2 separate regions of the Homo sapiens genome follow, and region 1 is linked to region 2. A link is a contact called in ENCODE POLR2A ChIA-PET data. All regions are on one chromosome and are shown on one strand. Each heading gives the region's core, a stretch centred on a gene start or an enhancer-like site at or near the end of the contact. The rest is flanking DNA. Distances are from core to core; before and after follow the strand shown. Region 1 overlaps NUAK2 (NUAK family kinase 2). Region 2 overlaps NFASC (neurofascin).

Region 1 (5,180 bases), core at 2,634-5,133, 410 kb after region 2:
TAGAGACAGGGTTTGGCCATGTTGCCCAGGCTGGTCTGGAACTCCTGGACTCAAGTGACCTGCCTGCCTTGACCTCCCAGAATGCTGGGACTATAGGCTTGAGCCACTGTGCCTGGCCATGGCCTTTTAATATACTATATCATTTACTTATTTACTATACTTGTCTTTCTCCACTAGAATGGATGCCCCATAAGACAAAAATCTCAGTTTTGTTCACAGATGTATCTCCAGAGCCTGGAACAGTATACACTGTTGGCACTCAGTAAATACTGAATGAATGACTGAATGACTGAATGAACATCATACTTTTTTTTTTTTTTTTTTGAAACAGAGTCTTGCTCTGTCCCCATGGCTGGAGTGCAGTGGTGTGATCTTGGCTCACTGCAATCTCCACATCCTGGTTTCAAGTGACTCTCTTGCCTCAGCCTCCTGCATAGCTGGGATTACAGGCACACGCCACCACACCTGGCTAATTTTTGTAATTTTAGTAGAGACTGGGTTTCATCATGTTGGCCAGGCTGGTCTCGAACACCTGACCTCAAGTGACCCACCTGCCTCAGCCTCCCAAAGTGCTGAGATTACAGGCATGAGTCACTGCGCCCGGCCTGCATGAATGTCCTATGTAGGTGGTTGCCTTATCAAGCTGAATCTAGTGTCTCAGTAGCCCCCACTCACTGGTCCTGGTCCTGGTCCTTGTCCTGGTCCTGCTCTCTGAGCCATGGCCTGTACATCTATTCTCTTTTCCAGAAGATCAACCGTGTCATCTATTATGTGATTCCCACCCACTCCCCTTCCCCTACTTTAAAAGTGCCCAGACTCTTCAGCTAAGACCCAGGACTCTTCCTTTGTCCTGGGTCCATCCTTGTCCTCAAGACATGTGTGGGCTATCAGTCAGCGGGCTTCAGATTCTGACTCGCAGAGCTGAAGTCCGCCTCTAGAAGCTCTACTGGAGTGTGGGCACTGTGCTTTGCAGAGGACTGTTGCTTCCCAACAGTGCTCTGGATCACTGTCTCCCCTCTCACTTTATCTGCCCAAGGAGGGCCCAAGGCAGCTGATGGGATGGAGCAGGGGGAGAGGTGAAGGGGTCATCTTGATGGTGGGTACTAACATGCTGCTGCAGTTTCCCTCCCTCTACACAGAGGACTGCCTGGACTTGCCCCGGGAAAGGGCTGAGGATGGGGAGAGGATTCCTACCAGGATTTCATGGTCCTGGTTGCAGAAGGCCCTTTGCTGTCTCTCAAAGCTGCTTCCCCACCTCCCCCAACCCTCGTCATCATCTGGGTTCTTCACATTCCGGAAGCACTGATGTGGCACTAAATATTCCTGCAGCTTCAGCCTTCTCCCTTGGGGGCCCACGTCATCGCTGTGAGCCTGGTTTCTGGAATGTTTTTGATATGAAGCATCCAGGCAGGTGAGGGGAAGGGCTGTGCAGGGTGGGATCCACAGTCCCTCATCTAGGTCTCTTTGGAACCAAGAAAATAGACATTCTCTTCCAGCTCAGATTTTCTTTCCCCAGAAGGCTTCCCCCACATCCACCCCCTCACCTTGCCCACCCTTCCCTCCACCTGGCTTAGAAGAGGTTACATAAGCAGATGCAGGAGGACACAGATGTTAGGACCGAATGGTTATGTTAGGACACAGATGTTAGGACTCTCCTTTCCTGAAAGTCCACCTCCCCCAGCCCCTGCTGAGATAGCACTGATGGAAAGGGCTGTGTCCTCTCCCTCCCTCCCCATTCCACACCCTGCGCGTCCCTTAGGTACAGGCTTTCCCTCCACTGTGTCCTCCTCTCCTCCATCCCCTCCAATTCTAGTCCTGTCCCTCACCCTTCAGCTTCTCGCCGGGCGCAGTGGCTCATGCCTGTAATCCCAGCACTTTGGGAGGCAGAGGCAGGCGGATCATGAGGTCAGGATATCGAGATCATCCTGGCTAACATGGTGAAACCCCGTCTCTACTAAAAATACAAAAAATTAGCCGGGCGTGGTGGTGGGCGCCTGTAGTCCCAGCTACTTGGGAGGCTGAGGCAGGAGAATTGCGTGAGCCCGGGAGGCGGAGCTTGCAGTGAGCCGAGATCACACCACTGCACTCCAGCCTGGGTGACAGAGCGAGACTCTGTCTCAAAAAAACAAACAAACAAAAAAACACTCTTCTGCTTCTCCCACTCACTCTCTCTCTCTCTCTCTTTTTTTTTTTTTTTTTTTTTTTGAGACTGAGTCTTGCTGTCACCCAGGCTGGAGTGCAGTGGCGCAGTCTAGGCTCACTGCAACCTCTGCCTCCCGGGTTCAAGCAATTCTCCTGCCTCAGGCTCCCAAGCAGCTGGGACTACAAACATGCTCCACCATGCCTGGCTAATTTTTTTTGTATTTTTAGTAGAGACGAGGTTTCACCATGTTGGCCAGGCTGGTCTCGAACTCCTGACCTCAGGTGATCCATCCACCTTGGCCTCCCAAAGTGCTGGGATTACAGGCATGAGCCACCACGCCTGGCCTCACTCTCTTCTTTCTTAGCTTTCTCTTGGGGCTTGTGGAGACTAGGAAAGGGCACTTGGGAAATTGGCATATTCCTTGTGCCTGCAAAAGAACCTGGCATATAATGGATGCTCATATAATAAATATTTATAAATAAACCTGGCATATAAATTTATAGTTCCTTCACTTACATTCTTTTATCCAATTCTCCAAACACCATGCCATTCAAGTGAGTCTGTGGGATGCCAAACCTGGGTTTGAGGTCTGATTTCTCCATTTGCTATCAAGTTCCTTTTTTTTGAGACAGAGTCTTGTTCTGTTGCCCAGGCTGGAGTGCAGTGGCACAATCTCAGCTCACTGCAACTATCGCCTCCCAGGTTCAAGGGATTTTCCTGCCTCAGCCTCCCGAGTAGCTGGGCCTAGAGGAGTGCGCCACCATGACCGGCTAATTTTTTGTATTTTTAGTAAAGTCAGGATTTCACCATGTTGGCCAGGCTGGTCTCGAGCTCCTGACAAGTGATGCTTCTGCCTCGACCTCCCAAAGTGCTGGGATTACAGATGTGAGCCACTGCGCCTGGCCTACTTAATGTTTTTGAGTCTCCATTTCTTTTATAAAATGAGAATGATAGAAATAGTACTGAACTAACAAGACTATCGTGAGCATTACATGAGGTAACACACCTAAAGGGCTTGACCCATAAGCACTTAGTGAATGGTAGCCCCTATTATTATCTCCGAAGATGCAATTCTTTCCATCATCCAAACTCCCTTTTTCTTCTTTTTTTTTTTTTTTGAGACCAGGCTGGAGTGCAGTGGTGCGATCTCTGCTCACTGCAAGCTCCGCCTCCTGGGTTCACGCCATTCTCCTGCCTCAGCCTCCTGAGTAGCTGGGACTACAGGCGCCCGCCCCCGCGCCCGGCTAATTTTTTATATTTTTAGTAAAGACGGGGTTTCACCGTGTTAGCCGTGATGGTCTCGATCTCCTGACCTTGTGATCCGCCCACCTCTGCCTCCCAAAGTTCTGGGATTACAGGCATGAGCCACCGCGCCGTCCCCAAACTCCCTTTCAACATGATCTGAACCAATAACAATTTCTCACTGAATTGCATGCTACCTTACCCACAGCCTGTAACCTCCTTGAGGCTAAGATCTCTGTTTTTTTTTTTTTTTTTTTTGCACCAGGGATACAGCAATTACCTCTGTCTTCTACTAAGCTTAGCACACAAAAGGGCTTGATTCATGAGAGGAATGAATAAAGGAGCACTGCTACCCCCACAGCTGAACTCTAAGCTTCTGGAGATAAACCCACCCCCTGGATTTTTTCCATGTTTACCCAGAGTCTAGCCCAGAGTTCCAGCACTGAGTAGGACCTCAGAGACTTAAGACCTAAGTACTCCAGTGTCGCCTAAGCAATGTCTTGTTTGCTCTCCCATCTTGACCTCATAGTTGCCTTGCCCTCCCCATCTCCTTTGCAGACTAGTGACTTTGCCAGCTCAGCTCTCCAGGTGTGGGAGGGGAGGTCCAACGCGCTCCACTGGGCAGGCACCGACAGCCGGCAGGACAGGTGTGTTGTGGGGCCAGAGCCAGAGCTGGGGACGTTTGGAGGCCTCCTGTGACTACCAGAGTGGGTCGGGGTGGGGGAGGGAGGCTGCCTGAAGCCAGAGCCAGCCGGCTGCTGGCCGGCACTTTGTCCTCATCCTCCCTTTCATCCCCAGCCCTCGGAGCCTGGGAGTTTCTCAATGGAGCAGGCGTGTGGGGAATGCTCTGCAGGGGGCTGAGGGAGTTGGCGTACGGTGGGGGTGGACATTCCAGGCATTCTTTGCTTTCTCTGGGAGTCAGGCAGTGAGGACGGAGGGGGGAAAAGCTGCCCAGCACCAGAGTAAAGGGGATTTCTTAGGAGGGAGAGAATAAAGGCTGTGGGGGTGTCTTTACGCAGCAGGAGCAGGGCTCAAGCAGACAGGAGCAGGGGTGGGAGGAGAAGGAGGCAGGTGGTGGGGGCAGGGTGGGATAATCTGCCAAATCCACTTCTACTTTAGTGCCAAAGGCCGGAAGAGCAACTGGGACCCTGGGCCCAGGGCCTTCCCACCTGTGTGCTTAATAGGGTCAGGCCAGAGCTACTGAGCTCACGTTTGTTTTGATTCGGCAGTTTTTCTATTTCCCATCCCTGGCAGCCTAGGGGAACGAGTATTAGGAGAAGGCTCAAAAACCTGCTCAGCACCATCCCTCCCCACCTCAGTCACCAAAGAGAACAGCAGGGCCTGCTTCCAATCACCTTTCTGGTTTTAATGGTACTTTTTGGCCACGGAGGTCCATTAGGTAGAGACCATTAGGTAAAGAGACTCAAGAGTGTGGAGTGGAGTGTGGGGGGTTGTGGGAGGAGGTGGAAATAGTTGCAAAAATATCTCTCTGTACACAAAACTTAGATGTCATAGTGGATTTTCCCAGAACATAGCATTCACATTATTGAAAACAGCAAGATTCACTTTTCCTAAAACACAAAGCCAAGAACATAAAAATAAATATGGACATTCTAGAGTCCTGAAGGCCTAGAGAACACATCCATAGTCTGGACTTTAGAGCAGCTTAGAGGCAGAAGTTCTGAGTCACTGAGGTCCAAGGTGGAGTCCAGAGGAGGCTGGGCCCCTTGAGATGAAGTCCACACAGCAGGCGGAGGCTTTTCAAGTCTTTCAGATTCACAGCAGCAACTTCAGG
Region 2 (5,407 bases), core at 2,768-5,267:
GGTTTTTCCCTCCCCTGCGTCTCACACAGAAGTATTAAGTTGACGTTGGGAGGCTGAAATAAATGCATCCCACTCTCTGCTGGAGTGACAGTGATTCTCCTTGGACATGTAGCTATAATGTGGCTCTCTCACCCTGTCAGGGCCTTGGGTGTTTTCAGGGGTGAGGGGTGTGTGTGGAAGGACTGTGATTCAGGAACTTTCAAGCCTCAGGGTAGCATCTATATGTAGGGCAGCTTGTACAGAAAGGCTGCTGGGCCTGGGGAGAAGGAGGTCTATGCCACTCAAGGTGCTACCTTTTCTCTGTCAGCTGCTTTTTCCACCTCCCTCTGGTTCTTCAATGGTCAGCAATCTCATTGGTGGTCCCTGAAGTCAATACCCCTTGGGTATTGAGAGCCTCTTCTTCCCTGGCCCTGGAGTTTAGGAAGGCAGGCGAGGGAATGGAGCTGAGGTAGAGAGAACCACCTGCGGTAGAAGATAGGCTGAGGGTGTGTTCTAACTTCTTAACTTGGCAGGGAGTGATGTCTGGATGTTAAGACCTCTGCTTTTGGAGTCCAGGACACCTAGATTTGTACCTGAGCCCCTCCCCTGACCTTGAATAGGCTACTTACTTAGCCTTTGTGAGCCTCAGCTTGAAAAATGGAGTTAATAGCCCCTCGCACATAGTACTGTTCTGAGGATTAGCTGAGGTCGTGCATATCAGCAGAGTACCGTTTGAGTGCCCAGCACACAGTAGGCATATATGATCATGTGATAACATCACCATCACCATCACCACGTGATGGCTGGGTGCCTGCACTGCACCCACCAGCATGCTGGGTGCTATGGGAAATAAAGAGAGTGCCACACTTCAGCCATAGAGCGCATGGTCTTACTAGAGAGAGAATCACACAGGAAAGAGAGGATGTGCCAAACTAAGATTGAGAGATTTAGATTATGGGATATTGGGAGAGATCCATAAAGAAGTAGCTGGGCACAGTGGCTCACACCTATAATCCCAGTACTTTAAGAGGCTGAGGCAGGAGAATCACGTGAGACCAAGAGTTTGAGACAGGAGGATCACTTGAGGCCAAGAGTTTGGGCAACATAATGAGACCCCCATCTTTTTTTTTAATATGTAAAATAAAATAAACTGAAAAAGATGATTTTAAAGACCTTTTGAGGAGCCCAGGGTGGGAACAACTTGATAAATATTCAAAATAATATTTCACTTTTAGTATCTCCTCTCACCCACCCATCACCCCTAAAGTGAACATTTTAGAATAACACAGTGTGGAACAAGGAGGAAATTGTTCCAGCCGTGGGCCAGCAGAAGTCCTGAGTGGCCAGGAGCCCGGGGAATAGAACCCTTCACCTTCACCCTCCCCTTTGCCCTGTGGGGGGGGAAGCATGGTACACTGGGCACCTCCTTGCCAAAGTCCAGAAAATCTGTGTGGCTAAATGGTGAAAGAATTTTCCACCCTCTTTGCCCTCACTGGACTTTGTGGGATGCTAGAAATATTTTGCAACCCACCGTCAGAGAAAGAATTGACCAGGGCTGGTGCCAAAATATTCAGTACATTCAAAAGAGTCTTTTGTTTTATGAAGAAAGTGACTGGGCTGGGAGCCTCGTCTTCTGATTTGACATCACAGCCTGGTGGGTGGGGCCTTCTACTGATCCTGTCCCCACTCCCTGGTTCAAAGTTCCTTAGCCTAGTGAAGATTCTTTAGGAAAGCTAAGTTCTGGTTCAGTTTGTGAGTTCCATAACCTTAGACACATTCTTCACCCCCTTTGGCATTCACTGCTCATCTGTGAAATGGTGAGACTATTCCACTCCTGTCGAAGGGTGAGTTCTTGTTCCCCAAGAATGACCTCTTGTTCCATTTCCAGCTCTCAGGTCTGAGCTTGCATGAAGTGAGTGTTGCCCCTTTCCAGATGGGCACTCTGTGATGTCAAACATGTAATTCTGTCATTATCCGAAACACGTCTGAGCTATGCTTTCGAAATCGCTTTCGAGGCTGCAGCACATTCTTTGAATATCCTCAGGGATGGGCAGTCTTCTTCCTTTTAGAGGGAATTTGATTTCTGCAAGCCGCCTAATCAGGACAATAAGTCTAGGCTCAAGCTAAATGAAGATACTTTTAGTTCCAAACAAATGAAGCTGATTTCGTTCAGCTTCTAAACTGACTCAGCAGTCGGTTCCAAATAAAGTTTCAAAAATGCTTTAAGCAAGAACTGCATCATTAAAACAGCAGGTGGTAGGCTATTATAACTTTTAAGGACAGCACTCATTTGGACTTTTAAAAATTATGATTTTTAAAAAAAATTAATTTGCTACTTTATATTTACATCTCATTTTTGTAAAAAGTAATTATTCTCTTTATTCCTATTCATTTGCTAATGTGTTTTTATGTGTCTGGCTGTTTATGCTTTTTATTTCCATAAAAATGTGGCTTACTCAGATCACTATTAGCTATAAAAACATAAAATGTCCTAGCTCAGTGGTTCTCAAACCTATCTCAGCTTGTTCAAACCTAGACTGCTGGGCCCACACTCAGAGTTCCTGATTCGGGAAGTCTGGGAGGGGCCCAATAATTTGCATTTTTCATACGTTCCCAGATTCTGCTGCAGGACCACAAGTTGAAAACCCCTGGTCCAGCTGAGGTGCTTTGGTCATCTAGTTCAACCCCCTTGTACAAATCAGTAAACTGAGGCCCAGGGAGACGCAACTCCCTTGCCTAGTGTTATAGAACTAGTTACTGACAAAGTTGGAACTGGAGCCCAGGGATTCTGTATGCCCATTCTAGTGCTCTAAAATGATCATTTCTTGGTTGAAGACTTCTTAGCATGACTGTAGGTTCTTACCATTTTGCAGGACCCTATCGAATTCAAATATTCCAGCCTGTTATCCTTTTTAGCACAACTGTGTCATGATTTTTATTTCATCACAGGAAGAGCCTGTGTTTAATTTGCCTCATTAAAAAAAATTGTGATAAAATATACATAATATAAAATGTACCATTTTAATCATTTCAGTTGTATGGTTCTGTGATATTAAGTACATGTATGTTGCTGTGTGCATCTACATTGCCGCCATCCATCTCCAGAACTTTCTCATCTTCCCAAAATTAAAACTCTACTCATTAAACAATAACTCCCTATTCCCTCCTCCCCCAAGCACCTGGGAACCGTCATTCTGCTTTCTGTCTCTATGAATTTGACCTCTCTAGGTAGGTCATATGAGTAAAATCATACAGTATTCGTCCTTTTGTGAGTGGCTTATTTCACTTAGCATGAATGTCTTCAAGGTTCATCCAGGTTGTAGCATGAGTCAAAATTTCCTTCTTCCAAATACTGAATAATAGACCTTTATTTGCATGGATATACCACATTTTGTTTATCCATTGTCAATGGACATTTGGGTTGTTTCCACCTTTTAGCTTTTGCAAATCATGTTGCTATGAACATGGGTGTACAAACAGCTCTTCAAGTGCCTGCTTCCAATTCTTTGGCATATCTGTACCTGGATATGATGTGGAATTGCTGGATTATGTGGTAATTCCATGTTTAATTTTTTTGAGGAGCCTGATTGGCTTTTTTTTTTTTTTTTTTTTTTTTTTTTTTGAGACAGGGTCTTACTCTGTTGCTGTCACCCAGGCTGGGGTAAGATCATGGCTCACTGTAGCTTCGAACTCCCAGGCTCAAACAGTCCTCCCACCTCAGCCTCCCAAGTAGCTGGGACCACAGGTGTGTACCACAACGCTCAGCTAATTTTTTATATTTTTTGTAGAGCCAGGGTTTTGCCATGTTGGCCAGGCTGGTCTCAAACTCCTGGGCCCAAGCAATCAGCCCGCCTTGGCCTCTGAAAGTGCTGGGATTACAGGCATGAGCCACCATACCTGGCCCCTGATTGGCTGTTAATTCTGGGAGTTGGAGGCTGGAAATACAGCTCTGTTCTTAATAAATTGGTGGGTAAACAGAGCCTGAACAGTCCCTGGCTCTTACCCATCTGGTGCTACTCTTGGTGCTCCCCTGAGGCCTTGTGATAAAAGAGACCCTGTTATTCACAGTTCATGGCCGGAGGCTGCAAATGGTCTCTAGGGTTTTCTCTCTTCTCCCCCTTGGCTCTCTCTGATTTCCGTGTCACCAGTTTCCATCCATATTTGTCTCCCTCTTTGCCTTTGGGCAGTTATCTGCTTGTATTTCTGTCTACCAAATCTAGCCAACCCCAAAGCACTCCCACTGTACTGCAGAACCAAGTCTGGAACCAATGGGTCAGCTTCATTACACTTGCCAAAAGACAAAATTACAACAAATTTAGTTAAAGATCGAATTAGCTTTTATTTGTGATCCTAGAATTGGGCAATACCTCATTCTTTAAAATGGAATGAGTGTTCCCATGACCTGAGCAGAGGAGGTTGGCTTTATAAGCAGAAAAAAGCTGAAGAAAACAGTCACAGAGAACAAAAAGCAGATTGGTCATTTCAAACTAACTGTCCTTCTAGGGTTAAAACAGAGGGGACTTCCTTATGCTGACTCAGGTTGACTGGAATCTTCTGGATTTTTGAAAACTGGCCCATTTCAAAGTTTGGTTTGATTCCATGGCACTGAGCACAAGTGACCTCGCATAAACTTTGTTTAATACACAACACCTTAAATTCTGTAATGAAATGGGATTGTAATCTAAGGAGGCAGTATGCCAGGTCATGGGGTGGGAAGACCTCCCATATAGTAGAGATTTTAAAATGCTTACAGAATTAAATGAATGAGTATGACAAGATGGCAAGAATGCTGTCAGGCAGAGCTCTAGGGCTGGCCATTTTGTAGGAAACAGCCAATTACATGGGTTGGTTTTCACCACAATCCAGCAGTCTGGGGATCCACCAACTCTAGGGAACCCTGTGCTGCCCTAGAGTTAGAGGAGGCAATGGGGAAGCCTCATGCTTTCTGCTTCTGAATGATCCCAGCTTGAGAGTTGAAGCACGAGTCTTCCTTGGGGTTCACCCTGGTTGGGATGCTTCCCGTGGGTTGTCAGGCAGTGAGTCCAGGAGTCAGCCGTGTTTCAGGAGCTCAAGGGCAAGAACGACCAGGCTTTGGTTTTGTTGATTCGAGGTTTCTGCCTGTCTGCACAACCTCGAATTTCTCTTACCTGATTTCAGGGAATATTGTGAAACTCTAAAACCAAAACTATTATTTTTTACATTTAAGGAAACTTAAAATGATACAATATTCTTTTCCTAGGTGATTTACAAAATCCTTCTGTCAATGAAGTTAAACTAATAGCAGCCAAGTATAGAGCCCCCATAAGGCTTGTTTCCACATCACCTTCCCAACTTTCCCAGGATCAGTTAACTGAGTGGATAGGTTACTTTAAAGAAAATGTTTTGAAGCAGCATGATGCCTATTATTGATGTCATCAGAAATTACCCT

Evidence for each region. ChIA-PET counts read pairs that join two places held with the same protein, here RNA polymerase II (POLR2A).
Region 1: POLR2A ChIA-PET joins it to region 2 with 13 read pairs in BJ. The contact joins two enhancer-like sites. POLR2A ChIA-PET finds 5 or more read pairs at or near these places in 2 of 52 experiments (BJ and activated T-cell).

What each region holds. Positions count from the first base shown.
Region 1 is chr1:205,297,333-205,302,512 of GRCh38, forward strand. NUAK2 (NUAK family kinase 2) reads right to left here. Exons shown (of 7, transcript NM_030952.3): 7 at 4,731-5,180. Among named protein-coding and RNA genes, the nearest start is that of NUAK2, 22 kb to the right of the region's middle. RefSeq lists enhancers at 3,281-4,132, 4,049-4,343, 4,133-4,985, 4,986-5,180. Within about 2 kb of position 3,884, at least 17 of the 41 ENCODE cell types and tissues checked have a DNase peak (open chromatin) inside an H3K27ac peak, as active enhancers do.
Region 2 is chr1:204,884,016-204,889,422 of GRCh38, forward strand. All of the region lies in intron 1 of NFASC (neurofascin), which reads left to right. Among named protein-coding and RNA genes, the nearest start is that of NFASC, 58 kb to the left of the region's middle. Within about 2 kb of position 4,018, at least 5 of the 41 ENCODE cell types and tissues checked have a DNase peak (open chromatin) inside an H3K27ac peak, as active enhancers do.